Regions from separate parts of the Homo sapiens genome. Here region 2 is linked to region 1. Evidence: chromatin contacts called from ENCODE Hi-C or POLR2A ChIA-PET data. All regions are on one chromosome and are shown on one strand. The core of a region is the stretch at or near the end of the contact, and the rest is flanking DNA. Distances in the headings are between cores, read along the strand shown.

Region 1 (6,477 bases), core at 1,779-4,278:
TATCTCCCAGTGTTCTTTTGAAGATGTATAGTTCAAAACATTTTTTTATGCTTTCCACCCCGTGCCAGAAAGACAAGTAACTAATAGTTGCATGGCTTTTGTTGTTGGATGTTGAGTTTTTCTGCTTTAATTGATGCCTTTATGCATTGTTTTCTAAAATATTTAGTGCTCCAGTTCATTAGACTAATCATTTCCCCAATTAATACACAAAAAAAGATTTTATTTTATTTTTCAGAATAAGTTTTACATCGAAACCAAGCTTAACAGAGACTTAAAAGATGACCTTATAAAGCTGTTTACGGAACATGTTGCAGAAAAGCACATTTACAGCCTAATGCGTAAGTAATTCAGCTTATACGGGTGAGATAACACTAGCAATGATCTTTCCTTTTTCTTTTTTTTTTGGTCTGAGAGCATTGTCACGTAAACCCCAATGTTAACATCTTCTGAACCAGATAGCAGGAAGTGTTGAAGCCCACCTGAGACACTGCAGAATTAAAAATGGGACTTGAAGGTCACCCGGTGAGCTGTGAGCACCTTGACCAGGTCATTGGACAGTGCCCTTGTGTCTGCCCTGAGAACTTGTTGCCCCCTCCCCGCCGCCCCTTTTTCCTGACAGTAGGGAAAGTATTATTAGGAAGTTCACTTCTAACTTTACTACTAGTAACTCTAGAAGGAATACAGTGTTATTTTTTTGAAATGGTAGTACAGAATCCTCTGATTTTTACTCTAGTGCAGAAACTCTTCTCTAGTCTGGTTCTGTCATTTATTCTCTATTTTAGGCAAACGTCTTTGCCTCTTGTGGCCCTGAGTTTTCTCTCCTGTGAATTAGGATTTGTAAAATATTTCATGTGCCTGTGTAGATTATTAAGAACATTAAGCTCAGTTCGTTTCTCCTCTTCCCATTCTTTTTTTTTTTTTTTTTTTGAGACGGAGTCTCGCTCTGTCGCCTAGACTGGAGTGCAGTGGTGTGATCTCGGCTCACTGCAAGCTCTGCCTCTCGGGTTCACGCCATTCTCCTGCCTCAGCCTCCCGAGTAGCTGGGATTACAGGTGCCCGCAACCATGCCTGGTTAATTTTTTCTATTTTTAGTAGAGATGGGGTTTCACCATGTTGGCCAGGATGGTCTCAATCTTTTGACCTCGTGATCCACCCATCTCGGCCTCCCAAAGTGCTGGGATTACAGGCGTGAGCCACTGCACCTGGCCTCTCCTCTTCCCATTCTTGAGTCCTCTTCCCCCTCGCAGTAGGTAGCATCTCATTCTACCTTTCCTGAAAGAATATACTTCTCCAGGTGGAGTTAGGAAGTCCCTGTAACCTAATGTCTCAGTGTCCTCAGCGTCCTTTTAAAGCTCCTATCTTATGTGACACATCAAGTCATTTTTTCGAATGTGGCACATATTTGGGTTGGCAGTATGTATTTTTGCTTTCCTTTGAGCCGTAATTAGCGTTCACCACAATGAACTTTTACCAGAATCTACAAAAGAATTGTTCTAAGCTTGACCATAAACTTTTTTTTTTTCATTTTTGATGCTGAATTAAGTGAAGGAATTATCAAGCATGGGGCAAGTTTAGAAAGGCAGGGTTTTTTTTTCAAAGAATAGTGTAGTTGAAGATAATATACATTTCATTATTATGTTCCCATTTTTTTTTGTAAGGCTGGGAGATGTTTATCAACATCTTTAAACATTGTCTTGGCCGGGCGCAGTGGCTCACGCCTGTAATCCCAGCGCTTTGGGAGGCTGAGGCCGGCGGATCACGAGGTCAGGAGATTGAGATCATCCTGGCTAACACGGTGAAACCCCGTCTCTACTGAAAATACAAAAAAAAATTAGCCGGGCATGGTGGCGGGCGCCTGTAGTCCCAGCTACTTGGGAGGCTGAGGCAGGGGGAATGGCGTGAACCCGGGATGCGGAGCTTGCAGTGAGCCGAGATCGCGTCACTGCACTCCAGCCTGGGCGACAGAGCAAGACTCCTGTCTCAAAAAAAAAAAATTGTCTCATGAGGTATTCCAGGTATTATAACCACTTAAGTATTTCCTGATACTGACATTGTCTTTTTGCTTTCATGACAAGATAGAGCATTTTGAAATCTTGGTAAAATTCTGTAGAGAAATGCTACCATTTGGTAGAAAAAGCCGGTCTAGTTTGTAAATATATTTTTATATTTGCCAGTAATTTGGAAACTAATTTTATTGGACGTATGCAAAGAGAATATTCAAGAGAGAATATAGTAGTCCAGAGCTGGTGAGAGAAAACATAATCATAATCATGTTGTCCGGTTTTCAATAAAAATTACACTTAAAGGTGGATATACCTTTTTATTTCCAAGTAAACAGAAAAGGTCCTTAAGCTTTGGTAAATTGGAAAAAACTGAGTTTATCAGATACTTATTGAGCAGTTGTTAGGCATTGTACTTAGAGAAGTGATAACTGGCCTCATTGGTTTGGGCTTCAGAACAACAAGGGACAATGTTTAACTGTATTATGTGGGTGATCATCAAAAGGTTTTTAAACACACATGCACTGCTTGTATGTGGTAGGACCTATATTTTACAAGTATTTAATTCTCCTAACCCTATAAGATAGGTATAGTCATTACCTCCATTTTATAGATGGAGAAACGGAGACAAAGAGAGGTTAAAGTTTAAACCAGAATAGCACAGCTATTAATGTCGTTTCTACTTACACATTTTTATATTACTTACCCCTTTACTGCAGCAAAAAAATAACTACATTCAATTTCTGTAACTTTCTACAATCTGATCAGTAATTTCCTTCCCGTGGCTTCAGATAGATCTGGAAAACTAGTGTTCCATTTATTATCGGTGTATAACAAATCATCCAAAAATACAGTGGCTTAAAACAACAGTCTTTTATTTTGCTCTGCAGTTTGGGAGGGCTTGGGGTGGGGTAGCTTATCTCTGTTCTGCTCAGCATTGTCTGATGTGGCTCAGCTGGGGGCTGGCACTTTCAGTGTGACTCATTCACGTGGCTGGTAGGTTGGTGCTAGCTTTTGGTTCCTCTGTGTTTCCTTCATGAGTGAGTATCTCAAGATACAGGAAATGGAAATTGCTGGTATCTTAGGTCCTCGGCTCAGAAACTGGCACAGTGCCACTTTTGCTGTATTCTGCTGGGCGAGGGTCACAGAGCCCAAATTCCAGGAGAGGAATGTATCCCACCTCTTGATAAAAGGCATGTCGGCTGGGCGCGATGGCTCACACCTGTAATCCCAGCACTTTGGGAGGCCGAGGCAGGCGGATCACTTGAGGTCAGGAGATCGAGACCAGCCTGGTCAACATGGTGAAACCCTGTCTCTACTAAAAATACAAAAATTAGCCGGGTGTGGTGGCACGTGCCTGTAATCCCAGCTACTTGGGAGGCTGAGGCAGGAGAATCACTTGAACCCAGGAGTCAGAGGTTGCAGTGAGCCAAGATCGCCACTGCACTCCAGCCTGGCTACAGAGTGAGACTCCGTCTCAAAAAAAAAAAAAAAAGCAAAAGAGGTTTGTCAGAAGAATTTGGGAGCCACGTCTTAAAAACAACACAAAAATGTAAAATGAATACTGTCTGTTAATAAAGAATCAGTTCTTGATTGCCCCATATTATTCATTATTAGTATGTTTCATGAATGAAGACAATGACTTCTTACTGGGAATAAAACTAGTTTTCTATCGGCTCCATGGTATAATCATTTTTATGCATATTTGCTTATAAAATAAAGTGGCTTCTATTTTTGGCTGAAAGTAAACTACTAGGCTCTATTGTTAAAGTATTTACGTCGTATGTTGGTGATTCTGAGCAAATGTAACAAATGTGTAGCATGGGGTTAATTAATGATAGAAAATTTCCTGGGAAAATATAGTGTGTTGACTTTTGCAGCAGCAGATTTATAGTTCAGTTTGCACAGTGTTCTAAATAGTTACGTTTTAGTTAATTTTCTTAGGCAGTTCTGCCTTTTAGATCAAACCATTGTAGTTTGAAATTTTTTGAAGCCAAGAGTATTTTCAGTTTTATGAATTGCTTTTCACATTAATAAAGGAGAGAGTCTCCTGAGCAAGTGTGTAGCACTGAGGAATACTTGAAAGAGCAGAGGAGCTTGGTTCTGGTCCCAATTCAGGTATCAAAAGGTGTGTGACTTTCAGCAAGACACTTAACCTGTCTAGATTTTAGGATTAGAAGTTATCTATTCTAGTGTTTAAACTATACGGCTTATTGATATCTGTGGGATGATTGTTGCGTATAAGCAAGCATTTCAGTGTTGGTATGGTGAAGTAGAGTACAGAATTTAGAGTGAAACACAAGTTCTCAAACTTCTTCTGCCTCTAGCTAGCTCTGTGACTTCAGATGAATTATTCAGTGATGAGTTTTTATTTTGGCCTCAGTTTCCTCACTTGTTAAAAATAAAAAGGTAGATGATAAAGCTTGTGAGAATTAAATATATGTAAAGTACGTAGCACTTACTAAATGCTCAGTACTCTTTTCTCTCTCAAGTTACCACCCCCAAACTCCCATTTCTTTTTCCTTAAAAGGGGAGATTAACTAGAAAATCTTTTAAGTTTTAAACACTGTTTTCCTAAAATCATTTTAAATTTATTTCAAATTAATTTCTGTACATTTTATGTATATATCTTTGTATTATATTTATCATTTCTTTATCAAATTTGACATAGGGGATTTCAGTTATGGTAGGAGTTGTTTGCAAATGTATATACTTGACCACATAATGAATATGTGGTTGAATACGAAGAGTTAGTGGGAGCAAGGCTAATTGGAGGCCAAAATGGTGAAAAGGTTAGGAAGATGGATTAATAGAGAGAACTTTGAAAACCTAACACTTAGAATTTAAATTTTTAAACACTGCATTTTAAAGCAACATGATTTTCTGAAATGCTTAGCATTTGTCTATGCCAAGCTTGTTCAACCCATGGCCTGCGGGCCGCATGCGGCCTAGTATGGCTTTGAATGCTGCCCAACACAAATTCGTAAACTTTTTTTTTTATTAGATAGTGTCTCGCTGTGTTACCCAAGCTGGAGTGCAGTAGCGGGATCTTGGCTCACTGCAGCCTCCGCCTCCCAGGTTCAAGCAATTCTCTGCCTCAGCCTCCTGAGTAGCTGGGATTACAGGCGCCTGCCGCCACGCCTAGCCAATTTTTTTGTATTTTTAGTAGAGACGGGGGTTTCACCAAGTTGGCCAGGTTGGTCTTGAACTCCTGACCTTGTGTTCCACCTGCCTCAGCCTCCCAAAGTGTTGGGATTACAGGCGTGAGCCACTGTGCCAGCCTGTAAATTTTCTTAAAACGAGTTTTTTTGCAATTTTTTTTTAAGCTCATCAGCTGTCGTTAGTGTATTTTATGTGTGGCCCAAGACAGTTCTTCTTCTAGTGTGGGCCAGGGGAGCCAAAAGACTGGACACCCCTGGTGGTCTGTGCCATTCAAAATTGTAACTATCTACTGATGATAAAATTGGAAGGATAGACTTGAACAGTGAGTGCATCTCTGATGGCCATCATATATATTCAAACATAACTCAAATTGTACGTTTGAGACTGTAAAATCCTTATTGGCCTAGTAAGATGGCATTTCTCTTTTTAGAAAGGCATGAACAGAACAAAATCAGTTTATATGTGATGTTACAAGCCTGGCTGAGGGTAAAATCCTACTAAGTTTTTTGTTGTTATTAGCAAATGCAGCTCTTTGAGATAAATTAAAAATGAATCATTTTAGGTCAGTAGTATCTGTTGTGTTCACTTATCAATGGAATTCACTTGTATTTGTTAGTGATCTTATCTAGAGGAATTATTCTTACTCGTTAAAAACTTCTTAAAAATGTTTGTGTGGCAGTAGATAACCTAAAAGAAAACTGTCTCTGTTGTCATGTTCAGAGTCAGGGTCACCAAAGACATGAAAATGAGAAAGATGAGCCATTATCATCCCTTGCCCTTAGCTCTTGTAAGAAAATAGTAGATGTAGCTATAGCATTTGTGGAAATGAATTTCTGTCTCTGATCACAGTTACCAAATAATTACTAATGGTGTTTTGGGGGAAGGAGAAATGATTGAGGGAGATTATCATATGATACTTTATTCTCCAAATGTAATGGAAGCACTTTCAACTCACTTATAATGTATCATTCATGATACATTATACTAGTGCTTTTAGAAAGCTTTACTTACTTTTCAGAACCTTCATGAATTGATTCATTTCCATTAGTGGCCAGCAGACCTTCACGTATTTTAGCTACTGCAGTGGATTAAAAAAATAAAATCCTTAGTATATAAACATTTGATTGGTTTATTGGACTGTTCCTTTCTTACAATTGTTTATGTTTCAGGAGTCTTTGGGAGAAACAGTAATAGAGAAATCTTGACAGTCAATATGTGTTACATTCTTTTTAACCTGTTTTCTTATTTCAGCTTTACTTTTAGAAGCCCAGTCAACACCATTTCAGGTCACACCTTCAACTATGGCAAATATTGT
Region 2 (6,477 bases), core at 2,739-5,238, 140 kb before region 1:
CGCCCCCCCACCCCAGGTCATTGCTATTAAGAGTTGCTTGCCTCATGTTACAGGATTTTTGGGGTGTTGTTTTTCTGGCTGGAAACCTCTGTGCCAGTGGTGCCTTTGCCCAAGTTTCACTCAGGCCCGCTGGGTTCGTTTCACCCAGTTGGCCTGGCAGGCTGCACTTGGCTTATGCTACTGGCCTGGGACTCACCTCTGCCAAGGGCAAGTCAGGTGTGGAATGGCAAGGGGTGTATGAGAGAGCATGGGGTCCGGCCACTGCGCACAGTCAGACATGCTGGCTGCTGCAGCAAGGCAGGCAGCTCCAGGTGCTGGCATGGGTGCCGGCTCACTGCTAGGTTATGGCAGGACCAGGCACACCACAACCTGCTTCCATGGCTGGCCCAAGGGAACACAGTGATGCCCTGAAGGTTGGAGATACCATGAACCACAGGGCCCCAAAGAGTGAGTCACAGCCCTGGTTCAGGAGCTCCCAAGTCTGGGCCCCTGAAGGGCCGTAGCTCTTCTTTCCTTCTCTTTGCCCATCCTGTAGCTCTTCTTTCCTTCTCACCCACAATGTGGTGAGCAAGGGGCATGTCTCAGCCCTGTTTGTGTTACAGCTCTTTTAGTTTTACCATTCAGCCGGCCCCAAGTTCTTGCCCTGTGACCAGGAAGAATGAGGTATGCAGACAAGTGGAGGGTGACTACGTTGAAGAGGAGCTTCACTGAGCCATAGAATAGCTCAGAGGAAACCTACAGGGGGCAGCTCCTTTCTGCAGCCAGAGTGTCCCGACCAGTGTTCAGCTCCTAGCAGAGAGGGTAGCTCCTCTCTGCTATGCAAGTTGTCCTGGCAAGTGTTCAGCTATCAGCAGAGAGGGTAGCTCCTCTCTGCTATGCAAGTTGTCCCAACCAGTGTTCAGCTCCTAGCAGAGAGGGTAGCTCCTCTCTGCTATGCAAGTTGTCCTGGCAGGTGTTCAGCTATCAGCAGAGAGGGTAGATCCTCTCTGCTATGCAAGTTGTCCTGACTAGTGTTCAGCTCCTAGAAGAGAGGGTAGCTCCTCTCTGCTATGCAAGTTGTCCCGACCAGTGTTCAGCTCCTAGCAGAGAGGGTAGCTCCTCTCTGCTATGCAGGTTGTCCTGGCAAGTGTTCAGCTATCAGCAGAGAGGGTAGTTCCTCTCTGCAGCTGGTCTTCCCATTATCTGTGCAGCTCTCAGCAGAGAGGAGGCCCTAGAGTGGGTAGCTCCTCCCTGCAGCTGGTCATCCCAATGTCTGCTCAGCTCTGGCTAAGCCTGGGGTTTTTATGGGCCTCAGAGGGGAGGAAGTGTATGCTGATTGGCCCATGGGCAGCCATAGGTGGGTCTGGAAAAGGCACCACAAGTTCCCACTCCAGTCTGTGGGACTGGCAGCCCAGCCCTCCCTGGCCTAAAGGTGGGGCCTCACCAGGACCATCCCCATCCACCCAGGAACCTGTCTGCCTCCTGCTGCTGTTCTTGGTGCCCAGGCTGTAGGTGCCAAGGGGTGCCTGCAGGCCAGTGCCGAGCTGCCCTCAGCCCCCACTCAGCTTCCCTCCTATGTTCGTGGCACCCAAAGTCCAGAGGGGGCTGAAGAGGCAGGGGGCTGGCATGTCAGCACTGCTCCGAGTGTGTGCACACCCAGCTGGGCCACAACAGCACCCAGTCTTGGCCCTGACTTTGCTCTGAGATTGGAGCAGGCACTGACAGCAGGGAGAAGCCAGGCAGCAGGAGCAGGCGCTTGCAAGCCGGTGAGGGTGGCAGCGGCAGGGGGTCGGGGGGTACTTGGGCCTTCCTGGGCCCCCAAGAGAGCAGGGATGCCTGGTTCCACAGCCATGGTTTGGGCGGCTGCAGCTGCACCCGGGGGCGCTGGGCTCCTGCCTGATCCATGGAGCACGAGGCCCAGGTCTGCAGCTGCAGTTTCGGTGGCTGCAGCTATGCCTGGGAGGCTGGGGCTCCTGCCTGCTCCGTGGAGTGGGAGGCCCAGGTTTACAGCCAAGATTTGGGTGGCTGCAACTGTGTCCCTGGGAGGGTGGGGCTCCCACCTGCTCCTGGGCCCCAAGAACCTGGGTCAGCAGCCGTGGCTTGGGCGGCTGCAGCAACACCCAGGGAGCTCCCACCCCAACTTGGAAGGGGCTGGGCTCTCACTTGTCCTCGGCTCCTGCTGGCTCCACGAAGCATGCAGCCTTGGCTGTGCCTCCTTGCGTGGCCAGCGTGATGGCAGTGGCTGCTCCAGATGGCCTGCCGCTGCCATCACTGATACATGAGTGGATTAATGCAGGCATTGACACATTGTGGCCTGTGGGCCAAATCTAGACCTGTTTTGGTATAGCCTGTGAGCTAAGAATTTTAAAATATATTTTTAAATGGTGGGAGAAAAAAATAAAAAAAGTATTTTGTGCCATGTAAAACATATGAACTTCTACCTCTGTGTCTATAGAGTTTTATTGGAACACAACCATTCATTTATATAATGTCCAAGATTGCTTTTGTGCTGCGACGGCAGAGTTAAGAGGCTGCAATTGAGGTCTGTGTGCATGGCAGAGGCTAAAAGATTTGCTGTCTGGCCCTTTACAGAAAGAGTTTGCCAACCTGTGAATTAGGGTCATTTAGAAGTGTGGGTTTGAGACAACTGGGGCTCTGGATAGAATTAAGGCTGAGCGAAATGAGCCACGAACTAGCAGGTCTCAGCTAGGGCCAATTTCCTAATCTGTGAAATGGATGGATTAATATCACTCATCTCATAAGGCGGCTGCCTCCTAAAATCTGCTGACAGAAGGTTCATAAACGGTATGGATTTCAAGGCACTCGCACAGCTGGGAAGAGCCACAGATACTGGCTGGAGAATGGTTTCAGACCTGAGTCCTTGTCAGACCCACTTGCTGAGCTTTGAAGAACAGGAAGCCCTGGGCCGCGATTCCTTGGACATATCACTCTCTCCAGGTCTGGGGTGGGGCTGGGCATCTGTCCTGTCCACAAGCTGCCCAGTGATTCACACATTCAGGCCGGTGGGAAGCTGTGATTTGGCCCATGTGCCTCAAGGCATGGATGAGGAGACACAGGGGTTGATTACTCCTCTAGGCTCTGTCCTCCATGGTTCCTCCACCAGCACCCTTTCTTCCCGAGACCTCATGGCCCCACGTTTCTTCTCCTGTCCCCTCAGTGAGCTCAGTTTGTCCTGTGGCATGGCAGTTTGAGAACACCATTCTTTGGCCCTTGAGGCTGGGAGCTTTCTATGGCCGGGTGTGGGGGCGCACTTCGGTCTCCCCACCAAGGCCCTGGGGTGAGCCCACACTTGGTTCCACAGACAGCCCAGAGTGGGCAGCTGAGCCGCAGGGGTCAGGACAGCTGATGGGGTCAGGGGCACAGCTTTGACTCTCACTTGGCTCCTTCTCAACTGGGGTCACTCAGGTGAACCACTTAACAGTCCCCCACCCAACACACACCAGCCAAAATTTCCTCATCCATAATATATGGCTCCTACACCTGACTGGTTCTCTTCATCCTATGTGGCTGTTGTGGGGCCCAGAGAGACGACAGTCACAAAAGCACTCTGTCACTGGAGAACGCTGTGCAGGTGGAGCCGGGGCCCTTCAATATTCAAGAAATGAGTTCAAACTGGCCCGGAACCAAGGCAATGTGCACTCAGCCCACCCTCTGGCCATGTAGCCTTACCCTTCCCAAGCTACCCACCAAGGCTGTTGACCTTCCTCTCAATAAAGAGACATGGACATGGGCCTCGGTTGACCAACACTGAAAGTCCTGTGCCCTGGGAAACCTTTGCAGTGAATTCTTATAATTTTATGTTGCCTCAGCATCCATCTTGGATACACATTTAACTTTCTCCTACCAGAAGCAGGGCTCAGTTACTCTTGAGACTCTTGAGACAGTTTCCAGCTCCACACCCAAATGACTCAAGCCGCGGCTCCAGGTGAGAACTTAGAGGCCTCTCTCCCGCCCACCAGATGGGCTCCCCCGCCCCCGCCTTCCTGCTGCTTCCTTTAAACGGGCCATTCAGACAGCTGCCCATGAACTTAAGGTGACTCACTTCCTATTCCCTTATATACTACTCTTTGCCTCTCTGTCTCTCTCTGTCTCTGTATCTCTCTGTCTCTTTCCCTCTGCTTGACTCTTTGTTCCTGCATTCCATGACCCACGGACAGTGGACTGCCCTCCTTACCCATGGTGCCTTCCCTGCCCCGGATCTGTAAGTAAAAATATTTGAACTGACTTCCTGTCATGGTCGTGTATCGAACTTGCGCCTTCCATCTGAAGAACTGGGGGCTACCCCACTGGGTTTTCCCTGGGACATGGGAGTGGTGAGAAACACAAGGTTGGGCTTCCAGGAGGGCCAGAGTGACGGTCAGGTAGACACAAACTGGACACAGGTCAGACAAGACACAAGATCGTCTACCAGCATAAACACATTTCCTATGCCAGGCACCCTCCATTTGAAGGTTGGATAACCAGACATTAGGCCATCCGACAAGTAGAAGGATCGTGTGAAAGGCGTCCTGTAAACAACATGTTCACCTCCTCTTCATTTCTCATTAGGGCAGGGTTGCCAGCTGTGCTGGTACTGGAACCCCAATTTAGCTGAAGGCTCTCAGAACACCCCTCAATCCTGGGCAGATGGGATGGTTGGTCACCCCAGCTGGGCCTGACCCAGGGACTGAGCCTCTGCTCGCTGGCACAGGGTGGATCAGCTGGTTGTGATGGACAGGCAGGAGGCATGGCAAATTAGGGAAGTGACCTGTAAAGACTCCTTTCCTCCTGGCCATGACCTCTGCCCCACCCCCAGAGCCCCTCTTCTCCCAGGTCCCCCCTGAGTCCACACGGAACCTAATCTAAGCCTGCATTTGGAAATGGTCCAGTTTTCTCTCTCCCCTGCCCTCCTAAGTCTGAGTCACCATCACTTCTCACCTGGAGGGACTTCCAAACTCGTCCACCCATTTCCACTCTGTCCTTGTCCAATCTACTCTCCACACTGTCTACACAATCAACAAACCAATTGCCTCAAAATGCCAGTGTAATTATGTAGTCTATGCTTAAGGATTTTAGTGGCTAACCCGGTCCTCTTAGGATACAGACCTACCTCCTCACCTGGTGGGAGGGCCTGGCCCCATCCCTTCCTCCTCCCCAGGCTTCGTGCTATCCACCCCTACCCCTTGCTCACCCTGCTGATCTCCTTCCAGCTTTGGGGGCTGTTATGCACTGAACGTTTGTCCCCCTCAGATTCATACATTGAGACTCAATCCCCAATGTGATGGTATTTGGAGAAGGAGCCTTTGGGTGGTAATCAGGTGATGAGGGTAGATAGATCCCTTATGGGTGGGATTAGTATTAGTGGCTTTATAAGAAAAAACCAGAGAGCTAGCTCACCCTCTTTTCACCGTGGGAGAATGAAAAGTTGGAATTCTATAACCAAGAAGAGGGCGCTCACCAAAACCCAACTATGCTGGCATCCTGATCTCCAACTTCCAGCTTCCAGAACTGTGAGAAATAAATTTGTTGTTTATAAGCTTCCGAGTCTATGGTAATTTGTTATAGCAGCCTGAGTTGACTAAGAAAGGGACCTTCACACACATAACTCTGGTGCTTGGTCAGCTCTTCCTGCAAGGTTCGCCTGGTCAATTCCGTTCCTCTTTCAAGCCTCAGCATCAATATCATTTCCTCAAGGAAGCTTTGCTCAGCCTCCCTGATTGTACTGGTTTTACTGGTACTTATTCACAGCACGTAACACAAATGTAATTCTTACTTGTGTTTGTATGTGTGTGTCATTACTTGTCTTCCCTACAAGGCTAACTCCATGAAGGCAGGGATCACACTTCTTCCTGTATATCCCCTAAAGCAGGGATCAACAAACCTTTTTTGTAAAGGATCAGATAGGAAATATTTTAGGCTTTATAGGCCACATGGTCTCTGTTGAAACAACTCAACTCTGCTGTTGTAGCACCATAGCTATGGAGAACATGTAAATTGGCCAGGCACAGTGGCTCACGCCTGTAATCCCAGCACTTTGGGAGGCTGAGGCAGGCACATTACTTGAGGTCAGGAGTTCAAGACCAGCCTGGTCAACATGGTAAAACCCCATCTCTACTAAAAATACAAAAATTAGCCAGGCGTTGTGGCGGGTGCCTGTAATCCCAGCTACTCGGGAGGCTGAGGCATGAGAATCGCTTGAACCTAGGAGGCAGAGGTTGCAGTGAGCTGAGATCATGCCACTGTACTTCAGCCTGGGCAACAGAGTGAGACGCCATCTCAAAAAAAAAAAAAAAAAAAAAAGAACATGTAAAGCAATGTAACCAATACGGTTTGGATCTGTGTCCCTGCTCAAATCTCATGTCAAATTGTAATTTCCAGTGTTGGAGGTGGAGCCTGGTGGGAGATGATTGGATCATGGGGTTGGATTTCCCCTTTGGTACCATTCTCATGATAGTGAGTTATCATGAGATCTGGTTGTTTAAAAGTGTGTAGCACCTC

What was found. Hi-C counts contacts between places; a loop is a spot of excess contacts on that map. ChIA-PET counts read pairs that join two places held with the same protein, here RNA polymerase II (POLR2A). Pooled maps may share reads with other maps.
Region 2: a loop to region 1 is called in a pooled map, with 11 times the contacts of the local background. The contact joins two enhancer-like sites. A Hi-C loop is called at or near these places in 7 of 50 pooled maps. POLR2A ChIA-PET finds 5 or more read pairs at or near these places in 2 of 52 experiments (Panc1 and activated T-cell).

What each region holds. Positions count from the first base shown.
Region 1 is chr10:118,695,167-118,701,643 of GRCh38, reverse strand. CACUL1 (CDK2 associated cullin domain 1) reads left to right here. Exons shown (of 9, transcript NM_153810.5): 5 at 236-338; 6 at 6,414-6,477. Among named protein-coding and RNA genes, the nearest start is that of CACUL1, 57 kb to the left of the region's middle. Within about 2 kb of position 3,028, at least 2 of the 41 ENCODE cell types and tissues checked have a DNase peak (open chromatin) inside an H3K27ac peak, as active enhancers do.
Region 2 is chr10:118,837,767-118,844,243 of GRCh38, reverse strand. The region is part of intron 3 of LINC03036 (long intergenic non-protein coding RNA 3036); the gene reads left to right. Among named protein-coding and RNA genes, the nearest start is that of CACUL1, 86 kb to the right of the region's middle. RefSeq lists enhancers at 1-293, 294-795. Within about 2 kb of position 3,988, at least 2 of the 41 ENCODE cell types and tissues checked have a DNase peak (open chromatin) inside an H3K27ac peak, as active enhancers do.